6 separate regions of the Homo sapiens genome follow, and all the other regions are linked to region 1. A link is an interaction called in ENCODE POLR2A ChIA-PET data of the cell type or tissue named here. Cell type or tissue: CD4-positive, alpha-beta T cell. All regions are shown on one strand. Links, peaks and the distances in the headings refer to the core of each region. The heading gives the core; the rest is flanking DNA.

Evidence for each region. ChIA-PET counts read pairs that join two places held together with the same protein. Peaks named below come from ENCODE experiments on the same cell type or tissue, not always from the same donor. Only the 100,000 strongest peaks of a DNase experiment are listed, where the experiment ranks them.
Region 2: POLR2A ChIA-PET joins it to region 1 with 10 read pairs; 5 of 35 experiments call an interaction of 5 or more read pairs at or near these places.
Region 3: POLR2A ChIA-PET joins it to region 1 with 10 read pairs; 14 of 35 experiments call an interaction of 5 or more read pairs at or near these places.
Region 4: POLR2A ChIA-PET joins it to region 1 with 12 read pairs; 5 of 35 experiments call an interaction of 5 or more read pairs at or near these places.
Region 5: POLR2A ChIA-PET joins it to region 1 with 16 read pairs; 2 of 35 experiments call an interaction of 5 or more read pairs at or near these places.
Region 6: POLR2A ChIA-PET joins it to region 1 with 10 read pairs; 4 of 35 experiments call an interaction of 5 or more read pairs at or near these places.

The regions. Positions count from the first base shown.
Region 1 is chr9:121,119,865-121,124,642 of GRCh38, reverse strand. CNTRL (centriolin) reads right to left here. Exons shown (of 44, transcript NM_007018.6): 13 at 559-712. Among named protein-coding and RNA genes, the nearest start is that of CNTRL, 47 kb to the right of the region's middle. RefSeq lists enhancers at 2,573-2,772, 2,803-2,852, 2,727-3,228. In CD4-positive, alpha-beta T cell, for the core only: no CTCF peak of the experiment used is centred there; a DNase peak (open chromatin) is centred at 2,882; H3K4me3 peaks cover 2,597 bases; H3K27ac peaks cover 3,051 bases.
Region 2 is chr9:120,844,804-120,849,581 of GRCh38, reverse strand. It overlaps the pseudogene CUTALP. Among named protein-coding and RNA genes, the nearest start is that of PSMD5, 4.3 kb to the right of the region's middle. In CD4-positive, alpha-beta T cell, for the core only: no CTCF peak of the experiment used is centred there; a DNase peak (open chromatin) is centred at 2,851; H3K4me3 peaks cover 368 bases; H3K27ac peaks cover 2,315 bases.
Region 3 is chr9:121,174,092-121,178,869 of GRCh38, reverse strand. It overlaps CNTRL (centriolin), which reads right to left. Exons shown (of 44, transcript NM_007018.6): 43 at 3,646-3,852; 44 at 1,260-1,707. The coding sequence ends at 1,684. RAB14 (RAB14, member RAS oncogene family) reads left to right here. Exons shown (of 8, transcript NM_016322.4): 8 at 1-737. It also overlaps the pseudogene LOC124902357. Among named protein-coding and RNA genes, the nearest start is that of RAB14, 25 kb to the left of the region's middle. In CD4-positive, alpha-beta T cell, for the core only: no CTCF peak of the experiment used is centred there; no DNase peak of the experiment used is centred there.
Region 4 is chr9:120,866,034-120,870,811 of GRCh38, reverse strand. PHF19 (PHD finger protein 19) reads left to right here. Exons shown (of 15, transcript NM_015651.3): 4 at 274-369; 5 at 867-967; 6 at 1,482-1,630; 7 at 3,847-3,942; 8 at 4,716-4,778. Among named protein-coding and RNA genes, the nearest start is that of PHF19, 8.8 kb to the left of the region's middle. RefSeq lists a silencer at 1,669-2,158 and an enhancer at 2,279-2,348. In CD4-positive, alpha-beta T cell, for the core only: CTCF peaks have their summits at 1,281 and 1,489; DNase peaks (open chromatin) are centred at 430, 918 and 1,851; H3K4me3 peaks cover 1,292 bases; H3K27ac peaks cover 1,832 bases.
Region 5 is chr9:120,929,382-120,934,159 of GRCh38, reverse strand. No RefSeq gene overlaps it. Among named protein-coding and RNA genes, the nearest start is that of TRAF1, 5.0 kb to the right of the region's middle. RefSeq lists enhancers at 2,090-2,599, 2,700-2,799. In CD4-positive, alpha-beta T cell, for the core only: no CTCF peak of the experiment used is centred there; DNase peaks (open chromatin) are centred at 2,479 and 2,809; H3K4me3 peaks cover 1,384 bases; H3K27ac peaks cover 4,000 bases.
Region 6 is chr9:120,890,393-120,895,170 of GRCh38, reverse strand. It overlaps a transcript of PHF19 not described here. Among named protein-coding and RNA genes, the nearest start is that of PHF19, 16 kb to the right of the region's middle. RefSeq lists an enhancer at 2,331-2,550. In CD4-positive, alpha-beta T cell, for the core only: no CTCF peak of the experiment used is centred there; DNase peaks (open chromatin) are centred at 2,260, 2,890 and 3,430; H3K4me3 peaks cover 554 bases; H3K27ac peaks cover 3,786 bases.

The sequences.
Region 1 (4,778 bases), core at 493-4,492:
TCATTTAATTCTCCCAACAACTAATGATTGAGATAAAAACAACTTGTCCAAGGCGACACAGCTGACAGTAGCAAAACAGAGAGCAGGATCTTTTTACACTGAGCCCTATGTGTAAAAACCACTATGGCCTATTGTCTTCCTTTTCCACTATTATGGATATGTCGCAGTTTAAATCAGCATTGCAAAACTAGATCCTAAAACTCTTTCTTCTTATAACCAGACACTGAATTCCCTGATGCCAATGGGTGCTTTGCTCCTGAATGGATTTTATGTCATAGACAATCACATGCCAGAGCTTATCATGATCACGTATTGACTTCTGGCCTACTGACTGGAATGACCTGACTCACTAGGCATCAATGCCACAAAACAAAACAAAAACAAAACTCTTAAAATTGCATTAACTACTTTTGGGTATCCTGTAAATATTTCCCTATCAAATACTAGTACTAATAGGTGAACTGTATTTAGCTACTATCTGGATTAATGCTTGTCTTTATAATGTTTCTTTTACCAGCAATAACACTGATTTACCTTAAATCATACTGAAAGTCTTACCTTCAGTAAGCTGTTCTTCAAGGTCCTTAATCTCTTCCGTTTCCTTAGCAATTCTAGAAAGTATCTCATCCAAACGACTTTCAAGTTGTTGGTACTGCTTGTTCATAATGTCAAGCTGTTGTTCTTTACCGCTCTTTTGAGCCTTCATATGGGACTGAATTAAAAAAAAAAATCAACAAAACTCCAAGTTCCTTAAACTCCTTTAAAAGTAATAACCCTTAACAACATTTTTAAAGGAAGAATAGAAAATAAATATAATAATTTGCATCTATTTGTGTCAGGCCCTATATTGTTTTCACATGGGTAGTTTTCATTTAAATTTCAGGATAACTTGATACGGAAATCATTTCCACTTTACAGGTGAGAAAACTGAGGATCAAAGAGGTTAAGTGGTTTTTCCAAGGGCACAGCTAGGTAGGTCAGTGTTATTTGCGTTGCATTAAATTGTCTCTCTCTCTCTTTTTTATTTATTTATTTATTTATTTTGAGATGGAGTCTGACTCCATCACCCAGGCTAGAGTGCAGAGGCACGATCTCAGCTCACTGCAACCTCCGCCTCCTGGGTTCAAGCAATTCTCCTGCCTCAGCCTCCCAAGTACCTGGGACTACAGGTGCGGGCCACCACACCCAGGTTGTTGTTTGTTTTTACTTTTTGTTGTTTTTTTTAGTACAGACGGGAGTTTCACCATGTTGGCCAGGCTGATCTGGAACTCCTGACCTCAAGTGATCTGCCGGCCTTGGCCTCCCAAATCGCTGGGATTACAGGCATGAGCCACCGTGCCCAGCCTAAAATGTGTCTTTTAAAAAAGGTTTCCAAAATTAGTTGGTTATGGCATATATCTATAGAAAAAGACTTAAAAACTATATCCCAAAATGCTAACAAGAATTATACCTGGGTGGAAGGATTACATGGGGATTTTTTCCTTTTGTAATGAGTATTTTTATATTTAAAAAACTTTTATAGTAGATAAGTAATGCCTTTTTAATAAAAAAATTAAATCTACTTTTTAAAAAAGGTTTCTTAGAAGAAAATAGAGGTATGAAATAGATAAAATACTTGAAATTCAAATTCACTTTCAATCTCTTACACAAACAAACATTTGGCTTTTCAATAAACTGAGAGCTGACAGGGACCTCAAAGACCACTTAGCCCGGTGAGTCTCAAAATGGAGGGCCCTAAGGAGGTATACCCCTCTACAACTACACTTAACCCATGGTGGAAAACAGAGCTTTCACACACCCACACACCCTCCCGCACCCTGAAGTCATGGCATCAGGGAACTACTGTTAACTGAAAAGAATGGATTGTATTTCTCAGGTGTGCTAGGGAAAGCAAATCGAGAGCCAATGATCTAGTCTAACCCTTCCTTTTAAACATGAGAAAACTGAATTTCAGATCCATCAAATGACTTGCATGTCTCCTGAGGCAACTGTTCATATGGAGACAAAATAATTCCCCAGAGAACCTTTGCCCTCCCACTCACACCTTCATGACTCTTAAGTTGGTACCCACAGGATCAGAGGAATACAACAATAAATGAAGAGAAAGTTATCGAAAGAGGGAACTGTATCAGTCAGAAAAATGAACACCAATGATCTCAAGTCTAAGACCCATGTGATTATAAAAGAATATTACTCAATTTTATGTATTTGCTTACCCCAAATACAAGAAAGAAACGTCTCTTCATTTCTGATGAACAAAAGAGTGGCAGCTTAACTGGAAGGTTTTTAATTTACTACTGGTAAAGCTTTATGGTATTTTGCAAACTCTTTTCCCTACACTCCCAAAATACCCATTTGAAATCTTTCTGAAAAGTTAACTACATATAACAGCTTACATTCTAAGTAAATTTCGGGTTTTTATGGCTCAAGAAATAATTTCTTAAAAGACTGCACTCATATCAATAAATCTTTAAAATTCACCATTAAAAATTCCACCAAAACCTTTATACGCAGGATAAAAATCTGGTTCAATATGCCAATGGTGTACATTAAATACATGGGAACAAAAGTAGATTCTGCGATTTACACCACGGTGGAGCTCACAAAAGAGTTATTGTAAAAACAGGAACTTACATCTCTGACTCCTCCTCCTTTTAAGTCCTTTGTACAGAGAGAGAAAAAATATCATACCTTAACTTAAAATTTATCCTGTTAAAACTGAGCCGTTGAGAACAGAGAAACTGTGGGCGGAACGCTTTCTAATGCTGTCTTCAAATTCATGTGCACTTCCCTCTCTGACAGCCACATTTTTGCAAGCGCCTCCGAGCCTCTGTAACTTCGCAGAGCCTCAAACCACATTCTTGGCCAAGAGTGAGCGGCGGCCCCGCCCATCCAATCACCAGCAGCCTCTGCGGGCAGGCCCCACCCTCCGCGAGTTAAATCATAACACAGGAAGCTCCCAGGGGCCAATCACGCCCAAACTTTGCAACAGATCACTACAGCTCGTTCCCTCTAGCGAACAGTTACCTTTTGCTTCCAATAGGACATTTCCCAATAGAGAAAAGCAATACAAATCTTCATTATGTTTGCTCCGGTGATAATTTGTGCTTCTATGAATAATTTTATAACTAAAATAGTCTGTGAATTTGAAACCTAGTTAAATGCTTATATTTGCTGAAAACCTGCCTAGGCTTAGTTCTGAGCTAATTTTAAAATAATCTCTTTAGACCTTTAATTGCTTTGTGAAGAGAGGGTCATTGTGGTAGCATAAGCAAGGGCTCCACCTCTTTCTAAAACAATAACTTAGGGGCAATTCACTTAATATTTCTATATCACATTTTCATCCTCTGCAAATTGAAAGAAAAATGGATAGATGTTAATAAAAGTTCCTCACCAGAACATGGAAAATACAGCACAATGTATGACACATTGTGGGCACTTAATATGTTGCTTTCTATAATATCTCATCAAAGTGAAGCTTTTACTTTTAAATTCTATTGGCTATTCAGAAAGATACTTCATCTGATTACATAAAAATTAATTAAATAAAAGTCTACCTATATCTATAGAAAAATATGCAGGCATCTCACTCTTGATTATTTCTCTTCTGCTTAAAGGCTCACATTTTGTAGCCTAAAATGGGATGCCAAACACTAGCCAATATGAAACTTTGTGAATCAGAAAAAGATGTTCCCGCTGGATAAACTTAAAAGAGATGTCCTCTGATGCTAGGACTAAGGCTGCAAACTTAAGAACTATTAGTAATTTTAATAAAATTAAAAAGGAAATTCAAATCTGGTTTGTATGTTTCATCCCCACTGCACAGGTTGATTTTAGCTAACTTCAAAACTTGGATGCCATTCCCATGTCTCATTTACCTCCTTTCCATGTATAATTCTCTACAGAAATCCAGTGGGAATTGAACTCTCTGTCCGCCAGAAATATAACAGTCATTTGTTGAAAGCAAACACATAATCCAGCTACTAATTAGACTCATAGATCACAGAACTGGAAGGGGAAGCAAAGGAGTTTTGGGTAGGATCTATAAGCTGCTTCCTTCCTCCCTTCCACAATGCAAGCATTCATAAACATAGGGCTGGTTGGTCCCTGGGGATACGGATACCAGTAGGATAGAGTTCATGTCTTCAGGGACCTTACATGGGTGGGAGATTGAACAAACATATGCAATAAAGTAAGATATTATTGACCACATTATACATTACTTAAAATACCCCATTTTTCCTCAAAATTATTTAAAATAATCAAGACTACTTTTGGTTTCAATATTAATACCTTGGTTTCAATTTTTAGGCTTTTGTTAGAAAAGACCTTATATCTGTCATAAGGTTATCCTTTATTGAAATTAGCTGGCCCACAAAAAAATATATATGATATGTACTAAAATGCTTAAAGGAACAGTTAAACAACTTGTCAAGTACTTAAAGCAATTACAATATCCTTACTATGTTAAATTCTATGATTTCTATTAATCCAGAGATCTTAAAGTTCTTTAAAAAAAAAACCCCTATTATTCAAGGTATACCAGGAGAATATGTAGAAGATATTTTTCCTTGTATTTTAGGAATATTAGCTAAAATATAAGCAATTAGTACAACTTCTTAGAGTAGAGACAGAGACAAGAGCCTGGCTGTATCCAGCCACCTGACCATATCTAGCCATATCTCAGGAAGAAACATTCCAGAGAATGTTTCCTTTTTTAAGGACAAAACAAAACAGTATGAAAAAACAAATACGTTCAGTGGAAAATTTGCAAAAAG
Region 2 (4,778 bases), core at 393-4,392, 270 kb after region 1:
GTGAGCAGGAGATTCTACAGTTCTTGAAAGCTCCCAGGTGATGCCAATTCCAAAAATTCCACTTCTGAATGATAAAGGTTTATACTAGAGGTTCTCAAAGTGAAGGTCCACTGACCCATGGGGATCTCCAGGACTCTAGGGGGTCCATGGGGTCAAAACTACTTTCATAACAATATTATTTTATTATTTATCCTTTTACTATGTTGACATTTGCACTAATGGTTAAAAAAAAAAAAAAGAAAAGAAAAGAAAAAACAAACAACAGGCTGGGTGTGGTGGCTCATGCCTATATCCCAGCACTGTAGGAGGGCGAGGCAGGTGGATCACTTGAGTCCAGGAGTTGAAGACCAGCCTGGCCAACATAGCAAAACTCTGTCTCTACCAAAAAATAAAGACAAAAAAAATAATAAGCCGGGCATGGTGGCGGGCACCTGTAATCCCAACTACTTGGGAGGCTGAAACAGGAGAATCGCTTTAACCCGGGACACAGAGGCTGTAGTGAGCTGAGATCATGCCGCTGCATTCCAGCCTGGACAACAGAGTGAGACTCCGTCTCAAAAAAAAAAGAAAAAAAAAAAGACTCCCTACACTCACATCCTCACTAACAGGATGTTAGTGGCTTCTATTTTTCCCTCCCAAAAGTACCTGGAGAAGGGAACAAAACCAAATTATGATGCTCCTAAGAGGAGCTCAGTGAAGTGTCAAACCTGGCCCACCTAAGTGACCTACTGAGGAGAAAACTTTAAAATCTTTCCAAGCCTATATAAACAAGTCTAGAGTTGACCAAGGCCTCACATGTCATCTGGTCCAACGATTCCAATGCATGCATCTGGCATTTGCCTGAACATTCCTGGAGGTGGGAGGTTCATCATCTCTTGATGAAGTCCATCTAACTTAAAGGTTTTCACAAGATGCTTTTTCTTATAGTGTGCCAACATCTGCCACCTAGCTTTTTCCCCAACTGGCCTCATCAAGAACCACCCCAGGACAGCCCTGCAGAAACTCCTATGTCTTCTCTGCTTGAGCTCTTCCAGTGCTCATCCTACACACTAGTGCTATTTTGATCACTGACTTTCCAAGGAGAGTGCCCATAAATGAATAACTAAAAACACGGAAGACTGCAGGGAAGAAGTAAGCCTTATAGTTATGGAAACTTTTAGATGCTGAAAACAAAGTCAGAAATGATGATCAGAAGACAGTATAAGAACACCATCAGGGGAAAGGAAAGACATTTACCCTGAGAAGATCAACAAGGGCAAATCTAAGATGACCAAGGCCACTGGCCCTTCCTGTGTCACAGGACTGTGGCAAAATAATACATCACGAGAAAGGATGGGCATATAAAGGAAATAGTAGGATGAAATTCTATTCAATTTCCCAACACTGGTTCCCAGACTGGCTAAATGTGACTTATCTATACAAGTCTTTAAAAATTCAGAGACCTGGGCCCCATCCTCAGGGCGACTAATTGAATAGATTGAGGCTGGAGTTCAGGGATAGACCGCATGGCCAAATTTGGGAACTATGACTACAGATGGTGTGAGCCACTGAGGAAATAACATCACTGGGGAGAAAAAGGTAGCTTTCATTATATAGCTTATATGACCTTGAGAATGTATATTATGTCTCTCTCTTTTGAGGGTGTAAGGGAGAGAGGGAAGGAAATGAGAAACATGATCATCAGGGAAAGGAAGACGTACGACAAATCCTGCACAGCTAGTGCCAGGATGCTAAAGTATTGTGATGAGGGAAATGGTGCAGACCAGGCTTCTAAAGTGAAGTTGTTAATGAAATGAAAGGTAGACAATACGCAGAAGCAGCCTGTCATATATGCTAAACTGTCTGTTTTCTGGAGAATCCAAAAGCATTGGAAACTGTTTTCTCTGATATCCCTAGTTGGTTTACTCAAGGATAAAATGCCCAGACTTCCTTCCTAACAGCAGGCTAATTGATTTAACCAAAGAATGTGCAAACAAGATATACTGTTCCTAAATTATGCAGTTTTTCCTTCCTTCTCTATACAGTCTATTTTTGCTTTTGTTGGACAACATCCCACTGATCGATCGATCTCTGAATAAAAACACTGAAATGGACTGTTGATTATCTAAATGCCTTTGAGTTATTCTGACAATTCCTTTAATTCAGTGTTCTTTACACCAGCCAGGACCTGACCCTAGCACTCCCCACACTCCCCCCACTCCCCCTCCAATGGCAACAGCAAAACTCACAGTGAAGATGCCTTGAGTAGGATGTTCACAGAGGCAGCCAGCTCCTTATCCAGCATGGCCCTGAAGCAAAGGCACAGGGTGGCAGTTACTGGAGCAAGTCCTGGGGTCTCAAGAAAGGGGAAGGGGATGGGGTTCCAGGGACTTACCCAGGAAACCTGACTCTAAGTAGACAGGCTTTTAGCATTCCCTCCCCTTACATCCTCCCTGCTCAAACCAGCACATTCCATAACTATCAGGCACAAAACCTCTGAAGATAAGCTGTTTGTAAGTCCTTCTCTGGGTGAGGAGAGAAGCAGGGAAGCACCTATGGGAAGGCAGTTTGAATAACAGGCCCAGTCTGCTTAGAGAATGGGAGTTAACACTGAACCAAAAATAAGAAGACCTAGGTTCCATTCCCCGTCCTGCAGTAACATGGCTGTGTGATCTTAAGTTCCTTCTTTCATTCTAGTAAGAAGTATTCAAGCACCTACTCTGAGATAGGCCCTTTCCCACCTCTCAACTTGAATCTCCTATTGGTACAAGAGGATTGGTTTAGCTGGTGGTTTCCAACCTTTTTCACTACCGAGAACTTCTTTTATTATGCCACCTTCTGCTGTTAACTCTCAGAGATGCATCTGGTTGATGGGTGCTTTGATTTGTAGATACCCATGTGACCGCACAGAGCTGATACAACTCCAAAGCAAAAGCAAAAAAAGAATCATATCCTGTGTTCATTTTGGCAAATACAAGCTCTTTTCACTTGTTATTAAAGGTTTCTACCACAGCCCTAACAGCATAGTCATCTCCTTTACAGACCTCTAAGATTTTTTGACTGACTCCAGGCTGAAATGCCTTGTCAGATGTTGTTTGTGTGTGTGTTTTAGAGACAGAGTCTTGCTCTGTCACCCAGGCTGGAGTGCAGAGGCACAATCTTAGCTCACTACAGCCTCGAACTCCTGGGCTCATGCAATCCTCCCACTTTAGTGTCCCAAGTAGCTAGGACTACAAGCATGCACCACCATGCCTGGCTAACCTAAAAAAAATTTTTTTTTACAGATGGGGTCTCATTTTCTGGCCCAGGCTGGTCCCAAACTCCTGGCCTCAAGTGATCCCCCTAACTCAGCGTCCCAAAGTGCTGGGATTACAAGTATGAGCCACTGCGCCTGGCCCAGATCACCTTTAATATTATACTGGATTTCAATCTCAGTCTGATTGCTGTGCATAGAATTGGTGAACACAATAAATTGTGTCTGAACTAGTACACGTGTCATAGAAATAGGAGCACCATCAGTGCAAGGAAGAAGTGTTCCCAACCATCCAAACTGCAAGCCCTCAGAGTGTAGCAGGCCCTGACAAATCTTCCTCAGATCTCTGACAGCCAAAGGTCTCCATTCCATGAAGTGCTTGGACCCTGCCAAACAAACCTTATCTGAGCCCTGCTCCCTGCTCTCTCCTTCCCTCAGCTGCTGCCAAGAGAATTGACCTACTCTGTCTTCCCTCAGGTTGAACACTGCTGAATTTAAGGGCTCCATACTAATGTGACATTACCGCCACCATCATCGTTCCTTTGGAAAGTTCCAAGAGGTAAATAAGTTCCTGACTGTGAAGAGTGACACATGGCATGAATCTGCTTTTGCAATTGCTGCCAGTCTTACTCAGTCACCCACTGAGAAATTATATTTTAGTGGTTCTGGAGGTGGCATGCAAACACAGGCAGAGTTACACCTCTAGAAAAAAGAATCCCATTGTCTCACAGGCCTTTCCCAGTCTCTTTGAGAGTGTAGACTCCTTGGGGACTGATCACAGCAACCTGAAAGATTACAGAACTGTTGAGCATTTGGTTATTCAAAAAGCCCATAGGGCTATAGAGTTGACTGAATGTAATTTTAAATCACACACACACACACACAAAACCAGCAGTGAGTCATCCATGGGGTGCCCAGGTTCTAGGAAAGCAGAAGACAGATGTGTAGAGCTACTAGGATCTCTAAAAACTGCAGCCATCACAGAATACTGGCTCACAAACCAGATGCATAGATCAGCTCTCACAGCATTTTTTTTAAATTCTTGATTTTGTTAACAAAATTTCCTTTTTTTTTTTAGTCAGAAAAAAAAAATTTCTTTTTTTGTCTCTCTGTCAACCAGGCTCCCCTCAGACTCAGATTCTGTATCCATCACCTTCACCTAAATGACATCCTCTTCTTCATGTCTTCCTTCTCTTTCTTCAAGTCCTTTGCTTTATTTTGAAGGTTCTTTTGCATCTCTTCATAGGTATAAGCAATTTATTGAAACCTTTTTTAAAAGTCAGGCTTCAATCCAGGAAAGGATCCATATGAATTGTAGCATCAGACAGCATTCAATTTCCTCTGCAAAGACTTCTTCCTATGGAAATAGACTCTCAGTGATGACCAAAGACAGAAACTTGAGTAGCTCATTAATTTCACTTTCCCTAATATCAATAAATCTTAAACCCACCTGTTTTGCAGACACTAAGATTTTTTTTAACTTCTTCATTAGCTCTAGGGAAATATGCATCATTCACACATCCTCCCACAGTTTCCAGCAAGCTTA
Region 3 (4,778 bases), core at 1-4,000, 55 kb before region 1:
ACTGCTTGTGCAGTCACCTGCCTCTTGAGGTTGCTCATTGCCCTTGGACCTGTGAGGAGGCCTTCAGATTAGTAATTGGTGCTTAGTACTATTTATGCTTAAATAGATCTTCCAGTACAATGTTGAAGTCTTTTTTATGGATAATAACGTGTTTGATGGAGTAACTTATTATTTTTTTTTGGTTGGTGGTTTACACGTTAATAGAGGTAGTACAATTTCTTTGGAAAGGTGTCTTTTGAAGCCAGCTGTTAAGCTTCATACATTACCTCCCTTCTCAAATTCGGTAAGACAGTAGTTTTGGGGAACTTTTTTGCCCATGTGTCTTTTAAGTGTGATTTTAAAAAAATGAGTGGTTCAGTTCATTCCCCTAAACAGAAGAAAAGACCAAATAATTACCTTCCATTCCTCTTCATGTGGGAATATAGAGAGGGTTCATGTGGCATTTTAGAGAAAAGATAATTTATCCTCATTCAACACAGGCCCAGAAAATTGTGTCCCAGAAGGATGTCAGTAATTGTGACTAGGCCAGGCCTTTTAGCATTTTGCTAAGACTTGAAACAAAAAATGTAAATACAAAAGAAATCAAGTTTTGTTTTGAAAGATGCCTTCTAGAACTTACTGTGTATTAATAAATTGTCACTTTCATTGTCTTTATTGTAACTCCATTGATCCCGTATCTTAACGGTTCACGTCTAGCCAAATAACTGTTTTGGAATAAAAACCTTGGTGGTGAGGGATGACTGCACTGTGCTGCTCTGTATTATTAGTAACAGGGTAACATACCTGTTGTGACTCAAAAGCTGTCTAGTAGTGATCTAGAAAAGAGTTCCCGAGAATATTTTAAAACTTCTTATTACATATTTCCCCCTTGGGAATAATTATGCCAGACTGTGAGAGCAGTTGCTATTCTAGTTTTTAAAGAAATGTATACATCATGGAGTTGAGCTGTTAATTATGGTAGTTCAAAATCTGAAAGGCAACACAATTTGAATTTATCACTGGGTCACATTCTCCAAGGTACAAAGTTTTCCTGATTTTCCACCAAAGAATATGTTGGCTAAGGAAAGGCATCTGAAGCATAATAGTTTTATAATTGATGTATTTCCAAATGATGAAATCTTCATTGATAAGTATAATGTACTTCAGCCTCCAGGTAAAAGAAAACCACCTGAAAGATTACTTACTTGGAATAAGGTAAAAATTTGACGGCTTTTCCATAGAATGACCTGTGAAGTGTAAAGTCAGAGGACAGACCCAAGTTGATTGTTATCTTTTATTTTCATATGAAAAATAGATTTTAAGCAAAATTCAAAAATAACTCGACACTATAAATAAAGAGGGCCTTAAGTACATTCTTTTTGTTAATAAGATTTACCAGTTTGTAGGTTCAAATATGCAGTTAAAATCACTGTTTTTTTTTAAACATGTTACGAAGATTAAAAAAAAAAAGGCTCAGCCACATGTTGGTTTAAATTCCCATATGCAACTATTCCCATATGTACTATGTACAAGTGATTTATAAAAACATTGGCATTAATGGTACAGGCAAAGTAAACTACAGTGGAGTTTCAGAATCTCAGTTCACTGCATCTTGATTAAAAAAACCATGTGACATTCCAATTATGAAGTCAGTGAGGTAGTGGAGGTGTTTTCCTTGAATATATTTACACAAGACAGTATTCCTCATCTGGCTGAGGCATTCTTTTCCTACAGTAAGACAAAAGGAAGGATAAATCAAATTCTTGAAACAGTAAAAACAGTCTTAACTAAGTGATGGCATGATGGCTTATAGGTAAATGACATATTTGAGTACCTCTTTGGAAAAATGTTTTAAGATGAACCAGTGTACAAAATTCTGAGAGAAAAAATTAAACGGTTATTCTTAAAACTGCTAAAATTCAAGATCCTCCAATTAAAAGTTCTAGTTTAAAAAAAAATCTGTAACATCTATCCTGTGAGCAGGGATGGCATCAGTGTCAGTAACTGTCTAGTGGTTCTGATGGACCTTGCAGAACTTGCTGGAAGGAGCTCTCAGCCTTTTGACTAAGATCAAGTGTAGTATCTGTTCTTACCAGAAAAAAAGGGAAATAAAATGTTACGCTCAGAAGCCAGCCCCCTAACTTTTAACTAGTTCAGGCTTTTATCCCATATAGGCCTGGATTACAACCCCAGACTTCTAAATAATTCTACCAATCTCGCCCCTACCCACTGTGCGTTGGTTGCCTTTAAAGCAACTAAATAACTCTGGCTGCCACCTTGAGCTGGTAATTGAAGCTGGCTTTTAAGCCCTTGTGCACTCTACTCTTCTCTCACTACTCTGGGCTGTCTCATCCCCAAAGCTTCCCTATTCAATGCCCAGTGCCTCTCACACTCCTCCTCGAACCCTGCCCTAAGGCCCATGATGATTTTGGCCTTTACCTGACTGGGTCCACCACAGATGGTGTTAAGATAATCATATTCAGATGGCCCTGCTGCTAATGGCCCTGCTGCTAATTAGCTGTGTGAACTAGGTAAGTCACTTGCCCACCTTGGGCACATTAAAGAGGCAACTGTCCTTGAAAGCTCCTTGTGGCTCCACCATTAAAATATACTGCTCTGTGGTAAAGATAGATTAGCCCGCAAGTCCTGCTGTTGTCCTTTGCTATGTCCTTGACCAAATCATTTATCATTTTGTACAGATTCCTTATCTATATAAAAGGATAAGTCCTACCTCCAAGGATGTAAAAATTAGATGATATATATAAAGTTTTGTATGTGCACACAATAGGCACTGGAAAATGGAAGCTGTTACCTATCTCTGACAGTTGTGTGTGCTACTACTTACCAGTTCCATGAGTATATTTCATGTTCCTCTTAAATGCTTATTAACCTTATCTAAGCTCACACAGAAAACCTTTGTGAAATTCAGGGTTTTTATAGACCTTAGGTTAAGAGGTCTGAATTCCAACTCTGTAAATGTAAGTTACAAAATGCAGGGAGACATACTAAACTAGGACTCATATTGGCCTCACAGGTCTAAGCTCTTTATATTGACAGAGTAGGAAATAAATAAATCCAGAAGTGGAGGACATGAATAGTAGAATTAACTATATCCCTGCCAGGTCATCCAATCTGCAGTCGTAGTCTGTTTCCTAAGCCATCAGCTTATCTACCTCTACCAAGTCTTTGCTAAGACAAGTTTTTCAGAGAGTTGAAGGCGGCATAATCTATATTTTTCTGAATCTCCTCTAGATTATACACCCCACGGCTTTTAAGTACTTTCTATGTAATATATTAAATCCTATCTTACGAGTTTCCTCTTGGCTCAGCGTGGTGGCTCACGCCTGTAATCCCAGCATTTTGGGAGGCCGAGGCAGGAGGATCGCTTGAGCCCAGGAGTTTGAGACCAGCCCTGGCAACCCAGCAAGACCTCCATCTCTACAAAAAATTTTAAAAAGTGGCCAAGCCAAGTGGTGTGTGCCTGTAGTCCCAGCTACATGGGAGGCTGAGGTGGGAGGATCACTTGAGCCTGGGAGGTCAAGGCTGCAGTGAGCTGTGATGGTACCAATGCACTCCAGCCTGGGCGGTAGGGCAAGACCTTGTCTCAAAAAAGACAAAAAACAACCTCAGGCTATTGTTTTGTTTTTAAAAAGAGCTGCTGCTTACCTGATTTTGTCCAAGTTGAGAGTCCTCTGTGAGGGAAGACTCCAGCTGAGACAGACTGGGTGATGACGCTGAATCTGCAGAGGTGCTGGTGACCAATTCCCCTAAAGCATCTACTTGTCTCCTCAAACTGTGTAAAGTGCCCTCTGTCTGCCGCTTTCCTTTAATTAATACTTCTGCTTGCTTGGACATACAGTGTCGGAGTTGGGCCTGAAAAGTGTGATAAGACTTAGGGTTTTACACAGAAGAAATGTACCAGAACTGCCGCTCAGCTTCCTCACATACATTTGATAGGCAAATCTGGCTAACAGTAGGAATGGCTGTCAAAAATGCTCATCTTTAAAAAGAATTGTAGGAGGTGCCAGGTGGATACTTAGTGTGCATAAACCTTTACTTTTCTGTGTTGTCATTAACGGGGTCTTTCACTTGGCCCAGTTTTTCCATGCTAGCAGTGCTTAGGATTTCTGTATCCCTTGCTTCTCCATTAAATTATTGCCTCATCTCTTTTTTCCTTTTCTGTTATGACTGAGAAGATCAGTTTATACTTGACAACTGGAGTGTCTCCTGATTATGTATTTTTTCCTAAGTCTTAGTTTCTTGTCTATAAATGATTAGGTATTTAATCCTCAACTTCATACTACTTTTTGGCTTTTGCCCCTGCTATAATCAAATTATTCTCTCAAAGTCTATAGCAGCGCTGTCCAACAGAACTTTCTGCAATGATGGGAATGTTCTACCTCTGGCTATAAATATAGAAGCCACTAGACACATGTGGCTATTAAGCACTTGAAATGTGGCAAATGAATAACTGAATTTTTAACTTAATTATAATTTATTAAAATTTAAATAACCACACATGGCTGGAGACTATTGTTGGACATCACAGGGCTCCACTCAATACTATAGCACTGCACTCTCTCATCCCATGCTGTCTACATAGCCATTCCCCCCACATAAATGTAACCTCCCACCTATACTCTTAACTCTCAAATCTTTAGGTCAACACTGATCAGTAATCCTAGACTCCTATTTTTGGCTGCCTACAGACAGATATCCTTCCCTGGATATCTCACAAGGCCTTCAAAGTCAACATGTTCTGAGCCAAACAATTCCTTACCTGACATTCAGCCTACTTT
Region 4 (4,778 bases), core at 297-4,296, 250 kb after region 1:
ACAAAGGGTTTGATGTCAAACAGCCATGGGTTTAATCCCCCCCTCACCTACTTACTAGCTAAGCAAGGGACTTAACCTTTCAGAGCCTCAATTTCCCCATCTTTCGAATGGTAATGATGATAGGCATCTCAGAGTGGTTGGGGAGATTCAGTGAGGTGGCATGTGGGGCCCAGCGCTAGGCCTAGCAGACATTAGAGGCTGGGCATCTGGAATGTGAGTATAAAACTTCCATTCCTGTGAGCTGGACCCGACCCTCGAGGCCCTCTCTTTCAGCCGGTGTTCCAGGAGAGGAGCCCAAGTGCAACATCTGCCTAGGGAAGACATCAGGGCCGCTGAATGAGATCCTCATCTGCGGGAAGTGTGGCCTGGGTGAGTGGAGCGAGCAGGGCCCTGAGAAGGCCCCGACCTATAGGTCCCCACGCACTGGCCCCTGACGGGTACTGCTGCAGCCTGTTGGGGCCTCAGCTGGCTTCCTGTTTCTCTTGGCACTGCAGGGTGAAAGGGGGCCAGTTGCTGTAAGTGAGGGCTTGGGAAGAGATCCTGGGGAAAGCTGGGAGGGTATGATGGTGTATGTAATTTGGGGCCCAGCTAGATGGAGAGGATGGGTGGGAAAGATGGGGCTCAGGCACTGAAGTCAGACCTTCCTGTGTCCCCCCCAACCCCACAACTGGCCAATGCTGTCATTTAGTTCCCAGCCTGGACACTGACTTGGCCATCTTGGTGGGCACCAGCAGCCAGGCTCCCGGCAGCTGGCAGGCAGAGCTCCTAGGACTTCCCTCAGCCCTCCCAGCCCTGCCTCCTTTGGGCCAACTGGCCTTGGGCCACGATGTCCTTGTGGGCGCTCACCGCCCCCTCCTCTGCCGTAGGTTACCACCAGCAGTGCCACATCCCCATAGCGGGCAGTGCTGACCAGCCCCTGCTCACACCTTGGTTCTGCCGACGCTGCATCTTCGCACTGGCTGTGCGGGTGAGCCTTCCATCCTCCCCAGTCCCTGCCTCTCCTGCCTCCTCCAGTGGGGCAGACCAGAGACTCCCATCACAGAGTCTGAGCTCCAAGCAGAAGGGCCACACCTGGGCTTTGGAGACAGATAGCGCCTCTGCCACTGTCCTTGGCCAGGATTTGTAGACTCCCTGAGCCTCAGTTTCCTCAACTGTAAAGTGGAGATGGGTTTGGTGTCGGGAATAACGGGACCAATAAATGATGCTTTACTATTAAAAAAGAAAATCCATGTAAATACATGTTGGTAATTGTTGCCTTTATTGCGCTTATTACTCTTAATTCTGTTATCAACGGAGTTCCTTCTGGGATAGAGGGGATGGGTTTGGAATTAATGAGAAAAAGCTCCTTGCTTTTCTGACTATATTGGAATATCTGCGGGTCCCCCAAGCCCTGGCAGCACTTCCCTCAATAGACAGCCGCGTGCTGACTCGCGTGGTCCACCCGGACCTGGTGGTTGACTGGGGCCCTCGTCTCCCCCCAGAAAGGCGGCGCGCTGAAGAAGGGCGCCATCGCCAGGACGCTGCAGGCCGTGAAGATGGTGCTGTCCTACCAGCCCGAGGAGCTCGAGTGGGACTCGCCCCATCGCACCAACCAGCAGCAATGCTACTGCTACTGCGGCGGGCCCGGAGAGTAAGGCAGGGGGTCAGGGCCCCCCGGGCGGCAGGGCAGGTCTCCAAGAATCGCCAGCAGGGACCGCCCATAGGGAGCGAGCCTGGCGTGTCAGCCAAGGCGGGGACCTTGAGGGCGGGCCCAGTGTGTTGCGCTGTGGGGGCGGGGCCTCGAGGGGCGGGCCTGGAGTGTCAGCCGCGGGGGTGGGGCCTCGGGGGCGGGACTCGGGGAGGGGGGGGTCAGCCGCTGCGGAGGTGGGGCCTCGAGGGGTGGGCCCGGAAGATTGGACCTGAGGGCGGGGCCTCGGGGGGCGGGCCCGGAAGGTTAGACCTTGGGGCGAGGCCTCGGGAGGCGGGCCTGGCGGGTTGCGACCGCCCAAGCAGGGCCCCAGGGAGGTGAGGCAGGTCGAGAAGCACCCTGTGGAGGGGCGGGGTGGGGAGGAGGGAATAGTAAGGCCTCGGGAACAGGACCTGAGGAGGCGAGGCCTCAAGGGGCGGTCCCTGAAGGGAAGGGCTCGGGGTGGGGCCCGAGGGGGCGGGACCTCAAGGGGAGAACAGAAGGCCGGCTCCGCGTGGCATCTAGCACTGTGGAGCAGGGCTGGAGGGCAGAGGTGTTACCTTGGAGCTTTGTAGGAAACGAGGAAGTATTGAAGAGTGGTTAAGAGCCTGGGCCGGACACAGTGCGAATCCTCCCAGGACGTCCACGTCCTAGCTCTGCTCCTTACCAGCTGTGCAACCCCTTAGCCTCAGCTCTCTGAATAGTTTCCCCATCATGTGGTGATTATGAGCAGAGCATGAATTACGTAATTCACATAGAGGTTCTCATAGTGCCTGGCATTTGGTAAACAAAAAAAATGTGAGCTGTTACTGGTGGTAGTGGTGGTACTAATGCATGAAAGTCAAGATAACCTTTTCACAGTCAGAGTCAGTGGAACCGGCTGCTGGTGAGATATGAAGATCCTTTTCCCGCCTGGCGCGGTGGCACACGCCTGTAGTCCCAGCTTCGTAGGAGGCTGAGGTGGGAGGATCACTTGAGCTTGGGAGATGGAGGCTGCAGTGAGCTGTGATCATGCCACTGTACTCCAGCCTGGGCGACAAAGCAGGACGACCCTGTCTCCAAAAATAGAAAAGATTCTTTTCCCTGGAGATGTGCAATCAGGCAGGGGTAGGGGGCCGGGGGGCGGGGCATGCTATGTCGGGGCCACTGTGGAGGGAATTCTTGTCCTGGCTCTGCGGCAAGAGTCTTTGATTCTTCCTTGCCGACCTGGGCCTCTATGTAGCCATGGCAGTTGAGCTTGCTTCTTTGGGCTGAGTGCACGTGGCATTGTGGAAGGAACCACAGATGTAAGAGGGAGGGTCTCTGCCCTCAGGAAGTTCAGCCGTCAGGACCCCCTGAAGTCCTGAATCTCAGCCCCAAGCTCCAGCTGGGTAACTTGGGCAAAGCTTGAACTACTTCATCTCTCAAATGGGCTTAACCTTAACTTCAGGCCCATGAGCTTCCCCAAGTATTGTCAGATGGAGAAATGCTTATGGAAACCTTTCCTGCATTAATGCAGTGTTTCTCAACGCCTATGGGCAGAGTTGCACAGGATGCTTGTTAAAAATGCATCCCAGAGGCTTCCCCAAAGATTGAATAGGTCTGCAGTGGACCAAGGAATCTGCGTTTTAACCTGGAGCTCACCTGACAAGGTGTCAATGAAGCATTGAGCATTTTGCTCTTCATATTCCATGAATAGTTGTTGGATGACCATGATAGGCCAGATACAGTTGCAGGTGAGAAAAGCCAGATGTAGTCTTGCCCCCGTGCAGCTTACAGAAACCATTATTCTCCCGTGAAGTCTCCAAGGCAAACGTTTCCCTGTCAGCAGTGTTTGGGAAGCAGCAAGTCCAGAAATGGTGGCTTCATTGTGGCATGGCAAGGAGAGCACAGCCTCTGAAGTTAGGGAAACCAGAATTTGAATCACCATCCTCCACTTGCCTGTGAGCTAGGGCAAGCCATTTCACCTGTGACTTATCTGTAATATGGGGACAGTGTCCCATCTTTTACCAGGTGGTGAGGTGAAATGAGAGTATATGTCCAACTCTCAGGTCCTCCCTTGGCACAGCCTAAGTGCTCAGTAACTGAATTCTCTTCCCTTTCTGCCAGTGGAGGGCAAATTTAACTTGGGAAAGGTTGCCGAAGCTCATACCTGACTGGGGGTGTGGTCCTGGCTGACCTTGGCTCCTCTGTCTCTCCAGATGGTACCTGCGGATGCTGCAATGTTACCGGTGCAGGCAGTGGTTCCACGAGGCCTGCACCCAGTGCCTCAATGAGCCCATGATGTTTGGAGACCGGTAGGTGCTAATTTGGTCCAAGTGGGCCTTGGGCGTGGTGGGGAGAGGGCAGGGATGGCAGCAACAACTCCTGCAGGTTGACTGCCAGGCTCCAGACAAGAGGAGGTCTGTGACAATGTATGCCTACCTGTTTACTGGAGGCAGCTCAAGGTAGGGGATCCCCTAGCTATGCAGGGCCAGGAGGCAATAAAGAAGTATGCTGGGCCACATCCCTAGTTGCCATTGATTTCTGGAGTACCTTAGATAAATGCCTGCCTTCCCTATGCCCTAGTCTCTTAAGTGTCTGGGGAAGAAGGGATGACACAGTCCTTGCGCCAGCCCTGCCCAGGGTTGCTGTGGGAGTCACTGGGGAAATGGATGGCTTAATGTGGCTTCTAACCGACGGAGCAAAGCTAATGGAGTCCTTATGGATGTCAAACCTGATGTTATGCATCTTTTGGTTGGTGTCTCATGTCATTTGTGATTGCGTGTGTGGCTGTCTCAGAGGGGAAGAGGGTGACCATGGCAGCCCAGCCTAGCTCAGCTCACTCTCTGTGAACTCAGCCACGCTTCAGGGCAAGATTTGGGAAGGAGATTGAGGGCATGGGTTAGAAGGAATATGGGGTATCTCTTAGTCCCTGTCCTGCCCTGTCCTTGACCCCCAGTGGCCAGCAGTCCTAGGAGTGAGAAGATTATGGGAAGGTAGGTGGGGAATGAGGAGATCAAGGGGCTGGACTGGGGTGGGGGTGTCAGAGCCCCTCCCACCATAGGCCCCCGTCTCTACCCACCCACAGGTTTTACCTGTTCTTCTGCTCCGTGTGTAACCAGGGCCCAGAGTACATCGAGAGGCTGCCCCT
Region 5 (4,778 bases), core at 758-4,757, 190 kb after region 1:
CAGGACCAGGGCTTGAATGATTAAAGTTTAAAGAATTAAATGGTTCATGCTGAAGGATTCCCCTGAAGTCATTCTCCCACTTTGCAGGTAAGAAAAATAAGGTTCAAGGATGGGAGGAACTTTCCGCCACAGTCCTCCAACATCAAAGCAAATCTTCTGATTTCTGAGTAACAGCTTTCCCCACTCCTTGATTTTTCTCTCTCAGGCTGAGTCCTCAAGATAGAGTGAGATGGGAACCTTCATACTGTATCCTTCCTCAGCCAGATGTTAACAGCTGTTGAGTTCGAACACTGCGTTATTCTTGTGCTGTACTAGCCAGTGGCCAGGGAACCCAAGCCTCCCAAAGGTGAGTGTGAAGAAAGAGCAATAATTCCGTAGCCCGGAAAAAGGCCCTGGGGCAGCATGTCCACCTTTAGGAGTGTCTTTGTTTCCAGAGTCCATGAAAGAAGGAATTGTCACACAGCAAAACCAGTCTCTTAGAACAGGACGCATAGGTAGCCAGAGATGGCAAAGAAAGGCAGTAGGCTGGCTAGTATCAATGTCTTCCTCATCATTGGCATCTTAGAGCATGTCCCTATCAAAGGGTCCCTCTGCTAAGCTCTTCCCCTGAACCACATTACCTGACCACGAGTGTCATTGGCACTTCCATCAGAAACTGAAATCCCCATTGCGCCTTCAAAGTGCACAACCAATTAGTAAAACCCCAGGGACTGCTTGGTGCCTACAATTCAAATAACTTCAGAGGTTCTTTGTTTCTTTTCTTAAAATCTGGAAATCTCTTGGGATAGAGAAAATCACTGGACATAGAAACTCCCTTCAACAAACAACCCCAGATTTCTTTCCAAATTTTTCCTAGAATGCTATTTCTAACTTCACAACACACAGGAAAAGGCCAGGTTGAAGATACTTAATAAATGTTTTCTGATGGTGGGGAAATCATCATTAACTATTGTTACCATAAGTAAAATTTGTATTAATAGCATCTTGCATATTAGTCATTTATTGAATAAATATTTAGTGATGTCTCCTATGTAACTAGCATCATGCTAAGCCAGGGGAAACAACAATGAAATCAGATACAGCTTTACTTTCATGGTTTTAATTCATCTAATTTCATATATTCCTATACACATTTTCATATATTCCTACAATTTCGTGTATTCATAATTCTGTGGTAGAAAGAAAAAAACCTGTAAACAGGCACGTTTTTAAAAATGCTAGTTATTATAAGTGTAATAAGAACCAAGATGGAGATTAACAGAAGGAAATTTGGGACATTTTTAATAATCAGACCATAGCAAAAAGTACACGTGTTATGCTGTCATTTTTATAAGATCATGTTTTATTTCTTTGTTTTGTTGTTGATATCAGTTCTGTGTAATGTGCCAAAGGGACATACTGAATTTGGATTGAAGAACCCAGTACCATTTGGTCTTCTAATCTGATAGGTTGCTGACAGCTTGTAATCATCTGTTTAATTAAATTTCTTGGTTCAAGAATCAGAAGTTATCAGAGCAGATTAAAATGATGCTAACAGAAAAGCTGTTCACTAATTGTTTTTACTGAACACAAGCCGTATGACAGAGACAAGGCGTGCTGCTGGTAATAAGAAGAAGGCACCAAAGGGCTGACTGGGGTTGAGGGAGTGAGAACCATTCTGGGCTCCACATTTTAAGGGCTGTTGACAAACAGGAGCCTGCCCAAATGGCTGCCTTTAGCCGGCTGGATTCACTTACGTGTTCCATTCATTCTGCTTAGAATGGATGATAAATCTCTACTCTGGGAAACAGTGCAGGCCAGGAGGTGGTTGGATGCTTAGAGGCAAAGTCTAGGGTGCACATCACTTGTGCTCCATCATCTCATCATCTCCAATGCAGAATGGCTTGCAAATCTGTGATCATCTAGAATCCCCCTGGCTGCAGGAGCCACAAAGGCTACTAGGTTAGGCAGACAACTTCAATGTCAAGGGTCGGATTGCTAAGGGATTGGGGCAAAACTGGAGACTGAAAGCCTTTCCGTGCCTCTTAGAACAAGCCAAACATATTAATACATGGACAAGAAGGTAGAGGGTGGAGGCTCAAACACTGCCTGCTTCCCTGTGTTCATTTTCTTGTTCCTCAGTCATGGCTCCATGGTCAGACCACCAGATATGAGGCTTTGGCCAGATAAACTATTTCTCTTTTTAAAGTTATTTTTAGAAAAAAAAAAATTCAACTGGGTAGACATGAGTGGCCTCCAAAAGATTTTGTTTCCTTTCTGAGTCAGGTTCAGCCTCACTGGGCTCGCTTTCAATTTCTGTTGCCTTGCTGCTCCCTGGGCGTTCAGAGGTCCTCCGGTGATGCCCCTCCATTTCAAGAGCCCCCCAAATGAAGCTGAATGACTACAGATAAGTTTTTGGTACTTTCCAAAATTAAACTATTTCCCTTGGTAAATTTCCAGCAAATGAGCTCATTAATCTGAAAACAGGATGTGGCACATGAAGAGAGTGAGGTCAGACTGCCTGCTCTTTTCACTTACACTGGCTTAGGGCAGAGAGGAAGGGGTGGGTGGGACAGAAGAGAATGGCTTTTATAGGCCCCAAATCCTTGAGAAACTTTTCTTCAAAAGGCCCTTGTGCAGTGTGCCCACCTTTGGAAGAGTCTTTGTTTCCAGAGTCCATGAAAGGAAGAATTGCCACACAGAAAAACCAGTCTGTTAGAACAGGACACATGGGTAGCTACAGATGACAAAGAGAGGCAGTGAGCTGGCTAGTATCAATGTCTTCCTCATCACTGGCATCTTAGAGCATGTCCCTGATCCATCTGCCAAGCTCTTCCCCTGAACCACATCACCTGACCATGAGTGTCACTGGCACTTCCATCAGAAATTGAAATCCCCATTGCGCCTTCAAAGTGGCCAGTCCCATAAACAACTAGAAAAACCCCAGGGATTGCTTGGTGCCTAGAATTCAAATAACTTCAGAGGTGCTTTGTTTCTTTTCTTAAAATCTGGAAATCTATTGAGTTAGGGAAAATCACTAGACTTAGAAACTCCCTTCAACAAATAACCCCAGATTTCTTCCCAAATTTTTGCTGGAATGTTATTTCTAACTTCACAACACCCAGGAAAAGGCAAGGTCAAAGATAATTAAATGTTTTCTGATGATGGGAAAACTATCAGACTAATTGACTCAGAGTCCATCAATTTTTATTTATTTATTTATTATTTTATTATTATTATTATTTTTCTAGATGGAGTCTCGCACTCTCTCCCAGGCTGGAGTGCAGTGGAGCGATCTCAGCTCACTGCAAGCTCCGCCTCCCGGGTTCACGCCCTTCTCCTGCCTCAGCCTCCCGAGTAGCTGGGACTACAGGCGCCCGCCACCACGCCCGGCTAATTTTTTGTATTTTTAGTAGAGATGGGGTTTCACCGTGTTAGCCAGGATGGTCTCGATTTTCTGACCTTGTGATCCGCCCGCCTCGGCCTCCCAAAGTGCTGGGATTACAGGCGTGAGCCATCGCGCCCGGCCGAGTCCATCAATTTTTAATTCAAACACTTAACTCTTTGAATCCTTTTCCCGTAGAATTGAATGGCCCCACAGAGGCTACATCTGGGCAACCTCCCGTAGATTGCAGAAATTCTCTCTTAGAGGCCCCTGCCCATAGATTGCAGAAATTCTCTCTTAGAGGCCCCTGAGATCTTCTGCTTGTCCACAAGCAGCATCTCCCTCCCAGGTGGGCCTCTGAGGTCCCCCTTTCACTAGAGTACCCTGTGTTCCGCAGCTTCCGCCTGTCTAGCGGAAGTTGGAGGACAGCAGCTCTGCCTCCAATAAGTGAGAGTCTTACAGGCATGCCAGGTTAAAAAACAAGTAAAAGATCGTTCCCTGCTCTTACAATCCAGTTGAGAGTCAGGACATAAAAAGGGACCCTAGGCCAGGCGCGGTGGCTCATGCCTGTAATCCCAGCACTTTGGGAGGCCGAGGTGGGAGGATCACCTGAAGTCAGGAGATCGAGATCAGCCTAGCCAACGTGGTGAGACCCCCGTCTCTACTAAAAATACAAAAATTAGCCAGGCGTGGTCGTGGGCGTGGTGGTGGGCCCAGCTACTCAGGAGGCTGAAACAGGAGAATCACTTGAACCCGGGAGGCAGAGGTTGCAGTGAGCCGCGATTGGGCCATTGCACTCCAGCCTGGGTGACAAGAGCCAAACTCCATCTCAAAAAAAAAAAGACCCTAACACATAAAGAGATTTTGAGCTGTTAAAACCAAACCAACAAGGTGGGCAGCTTCATCCCTCCCTCCACCATCAGTCCTACAAGGTTAAGACATCTGACAGAGAAGGAGCCCTTGTCAAATTGGTAGTTCGCAAAAATAAAGGTGTAGCTTTTAATCTAAAATTCTACCCCAACACTAAGTTCCATAACTATTTTGATTAATATATTCTTAAGGATTTAGCGACCGTGTGTGTGTGTGTTTAGACGAAAACAGAAACGGTTCCTTAAAATATCCAGTTTGTAAAAGCACAGTGCCTTGAACCACTTAGTACTATCATTTTGATCAAGTACTATCAAGTACTATCACTTGATTGCTCCAACCCAATAAGCTTGGGCGAGCCTGGCACTGTGCTAGGATCTTCTGGAGAAATCCAAGAAAGGTAAGACTGCGGTTTTACTCCTCTTCACCTTCTCACTACTCGGATTTTGGGCAGGCAGGGGACCAGGGTGGGGGCTCCAATTCCCGGTTTGTGTTTGTTTTTTCAGGGGGCATCTTACTGAGCACTAAACACGCGCAGGTGCTGCAC
Region 6 (4,778 bases), core at 510-4,509, 230 kb after region 1:
GGACGTGGAGTCCTTTAACCCGGATTCAAATCCCGACGTGCTACTTGCTACCTGTGTGACTTTGGGCAAGTCACATCACCAGCTCTGAGCCCAACTGTCATCTTGGGCAAAGCTGGAGAACAAAGTCCCTGACCAGTCGGGGATCTGGGACTGGGATTACACAAATACAAGAGAAGGTCCTCGCCCATGGCAGGCTCCCATCGATTTTTGGTGGAGCCGAGGCTGGCGGACTGTGTGCTGGGTTATTTAAGGAGTCGACTCTCTGACGCCTTCTACCAGTAAGTCGTGTATTTAGCATTCATTCATCAAAGCCTCCGGATGCCTCCTACGTGCCCTGCACTATGCTGGTCTTGGTAATCCGTGGTCCCTATCCCAGCGCCCAGGTGGGTCCGGGAGATCGACAAGAACCCGCGGGGCGGGCGCGAGGCTGGGGAGCCGCGGGCGGCCGGGTGGGCCCGCGCCGCCGCCATATGGAACGCATTGAGCGGCGCTCGCATTCCAAACGCGCGGGGCTGCCCTGGCTCGCAGGCGCCGGCTCCTGGCCCGCGCCCGGCCTTCTCTTGGCAGCCGGGGCCTGCGCGCCCTATCAGGGGCCTCCCGCCGCGGCCTTCGCGGGAGCGCGGCCAAAGCAGACGAGGCGGGTGGGAGGCGTCGTGGAAAAAGGGCTTGCCCCGCCACGGACCCGGGAGGTACCTCCGGGATGGCCAGAATCCCAAGGATTCCGTTGCTTTGTTGTATTACAGAAAAGTAATGGAAACATGTGAGTCTCCGCCGCAGACAGAGGCAAAGAGAGGTCCTAAGGTTGGCATTCAGGGCCTTAGCCTAAGTTTCAGATCAGCTTTCCCTGACCTCCATCCTGTTTCTCCTTTCTGCTGGAGCCCTTATCTTGGGTTCCATGACTGACAGAGAACAGCGCCAGGCGGTAGCTGACCCTCCAAAGGTAGTGGGTGATCAGTCTTAGGGGACGGTGGCTCAGCACCAACCACGTGCCAGGCAGGCTTCCCACGTTCATCTCGTGGCCCTTCCAGAAGCCACTGCCATGATTAGGGTCGTCCCTGTTGACAGATGAGGTGACAGGTTCCAAATGAATCCACCATTCCAGTGGTCCAAAAACCGGCCCTACATGGGATCACCCCTGGGCTTGTGAAAACTGGGAGCGCTGGGTGGGCCCCACATGGTTTGAGTCAGTAGTTCTGGAGTGAGGCTGGAGATTTTGCATTTATAAGAGCTCCCAGTCTAGGCTGATGCTCCAGGTCTGGAGCTACACTTTGAGAACCACTGCCCTATGCAACAGTGCCTCTTATGAATAAATTTTAGGCCCTTAGGGAAACCTACAACTCACCATAGACCACCTTCCATCGCAGGGATCTATATGATGTATTTTCTCCCTCGTAACAGTATTAGAGAGTTGCTTTCCTGACTGTCTGCCTGGTGTCCAACCCTCAGAGGGAGTGAGCCCCAGACACTACATTCAGTCATCTCTGAGTGCACCTCCTGTGCACTGCATGACGTGTGCTTTCTAAAGCATGCGTGCATCTGTCAAGCAAAAGGTCAAGGAACCGTTCAAAGATGAATTTGCTCACTTAAGTGATGACCAGGAGAGGGATCAGTCAGGGCTGGGAAGCTTGCAGAAAACTGCCAGAGGCTTCCAGAAAGGGAATGTACAGGGCTAGGGCTAGAGATTGGATGACGGGGGCAGACAGGACAGGGTCTTTAGCACATAAGCATGCTGAGAGGGGAGTGATGGGGCAGCCACACTCAGACAGGGAGCCACCTGCCATCACTGCTATAATCAGAGGGGCCCTGGTGTGGAGGGGAGCAGAGACCTGGGACAAGGAGCTGAGGGAATCGAGAGCTTCTGGAAGGCCTCCCCATTTTATTGACCCAGTGAATCCATGTGGTTTCTCTGTCACACTCTAGCTGGCTTGAGCAAAGGGAGAGCGTCCTCACTCATGTTGCACACATTACTGCCTTTACTAAGTCATTTAACAATGACATTCATAGATGAGGGTATTTCTGGTGTTGAAATAATCACAGCTGCCACTTATTAAGTGCCTGTTACATGCTAGGCACTTTACATCATCTTACTCAATCCTCCCAGCAACTCTGATAAGGTGGCACTGAGATTGTCCCCATTGTACAGACGAGGAAACTGAGGCTAAGAGAGGTTAGTCAGCTTGGCTAAGGTCCCAGTCGCTAGGAAATGGCAGGGCTATTGTCTTTCCATCTCTAAACTGCTGCTTTCCACTCTACCATCCTGCCCTCATTTCCTGAACACCTGCTCTGTGCAAGGCCCTGTGTGCAACCACAAAATGAATCATTCAAGTAGTCATGTATTCAATAACCCTTTTTTTCAGCACTTACTATTTTTATGGGCTTATTTATTTATAGCATGCCTTATTTCAGAAAGCACTTAACTTCTTTATTTGATATACAAGCATAAAATTTTACAGGAGTGGTCATGTGACAAGCATCAAACGAAAAACAGAAGTTGGAAAGGTCAGAAGCACCCAGGAATGACAGGTATACAAGTGTGGACCTTGAGGTCCTATATGCCATGGGGACAGGCCACAAATTGCCCTCTGACCTTTCTAGCAGCTAAAACTTGATCCCACGCAATTCAGTGTCCATAAGACACTGGCACACCATTGCTGAGGCAAATCAAAACTCTATTAGGCCCTGAGACCTGAGAGGTATTTTTTTAGAGAGTTGGCATGAAGAGAACACTGTTAAACGTGAGGAACAATGTCCCCAAACAGCCTCCCAATTGCACGTACGGCACAAGTCTCAGGGGCCGTTTCCTGTACCCGCTCCCCACCGCCTCCCCACTCCTACTCCGTGCTGGCCCAAGTCCCATAGCAGGAAAACAGCTCAAAAAAGAGAGAGCCGAGACAAGGCCAGGCAAGCACACCACCCTCTAGCTTCATCCACGTGTGGGGTTTGCCGCAAACATTGGTAATAGATGCTAAATTCAGGTCCCAGGTAAGTTTTGTTTGGTCTGAGCTGTGTACTTAAATGGCTTGAATTAGTTGTCAGCTTTAAACAAGTTTCACCTTTTTAAAAATTCAGATTTTTGGCATTCTCTTTTTAAAAAAGAGGGACTTGACAACATGGGGCCCACATTCCCAAAGGACAAGAATTTGCTAGAGCCAGTCGTTTTCCAGTCCCCGCATGGTCCCCTGGAGGCCTTTCTTTGCTTTGAACTTTCCTACCTGGCTCTGCAAGGCGTCAGGGGTTTGCAGCCTGTTTTAGGATGTTTTGAGCCCTGGCACATTTGTGTGCAGAAGGATCACCAGGAGACTTGTTTATAGCACAGGGTCCCTGGTCTGGCTCCTTGGATTTGGGGTGGGGCTCAGACAGGCATCCTTCTACCAGGTGACTGTGATGCTTCCGTCTCTCCTAACAAGCACGGAAGACTGGGTGGGGCCTGTGGGGGACTATACAGCTGCTCAATGCTACTGACTCAGATAAACAGATGACTAGTTTTCTTTCAACACAACAAATATGGCAAATATAGTGGGGTTCCGAGTTCAAGGTTATACTCCCCGAGGTGCCTGGAGTGCAGCTCCTCTAAGTGGCTGGGTGGGTCTTGAGTCGTGTGCTGTAAATTATGGTGGCGCTCCACCTGGGCTGCACCTTGAACCACCCGGGGAGCTTTTCAACCCACACTCTTCACCCCATGCCTAGGCCACATCCAGGCCAATCAAACCAGAGTCTCTGAAGATAAGAACACAGGCATCAGCATGTTAAGGTTCCCGGGGTGATCCCAAAGTACGGCAGGTGTGCGGGCTTAAGATTGAGCAAGGTTCTCTAGGCCAATACCTTCTCTAGATATTGACTGTAGCTGGACCAAGTTCCTCAGAGAGGGGAGGGGAGGGAAGGAGAGGAGAAGAAGGGGAAAGGAGGGGAGAGGAGGGGAGAGAAGGGAAGAGGGCGGGAGAGGCAGATGAGTAAATGGATCCTTACACTAACTGTGATGAGCAGAAACCCAGGCGCTCTGGGGCATGAGCAGGGATACCTAACCCAGCCCTGGGGGCTCAATCTCTCCCCACCCCTGCAGGAGAGGCTTGGGGTGAGTTTTGGGAATAAGGACCATCCAGCCACATGACGAAGGGGAAGGAAAATCCCCATCAAGGCAAAAACACAGTCCAAGGCTCTGAGGCCCAAATTCCGGGGAGAGGGGTGAAGGTTGTTTGTCGCACCTGGGTTAAAGGGTGGGGGTGGAGAGTAGGAGAAGAGGCTACACAGGTGAGAAGGTGTCAGATCACAAAGGGCCTTGTATGCCAAACTAAGAAGACTGAACTTGACCATGAAGTTAGGCAGACCCTCTGGAGAGTTTTAAAGCAAGGAGTCGTGTGGATGAACAAACCTGTGATGGGCTGGGGTTACCAAGGAGGGCTTCCTGGAGGAGGTCAGACTTGAGCTGAGGGAAGGATAGGATTTGGAGAGCTGACATTCTGATGAGCGGCTTCGGTTAAAGCTCACAAAAACCCTTCCCTCCCCCATGCCCTTTGAAATCATTTGAATCAAAGATTGCGTGTGTTAAAGACATGTTTGTCTGTTATCTGAAAGCTGTGGTTTCTCTTTAACAGATTCAGGGCCTCATCCTTTGACTCGGAACCAGGAAGGAATTAGGAGCGAGTCCTCCTGCCCAGAGAGCTAATTACTGAAATTCAGTGGCCTCACCAGGGCGAGTGGCGTCACCGGCCTGCATCCCCCAACAGCTCCTAATTTCTAACTGGTCAAAGTTAGACATTTCAGTACATTTTTATGGGCTG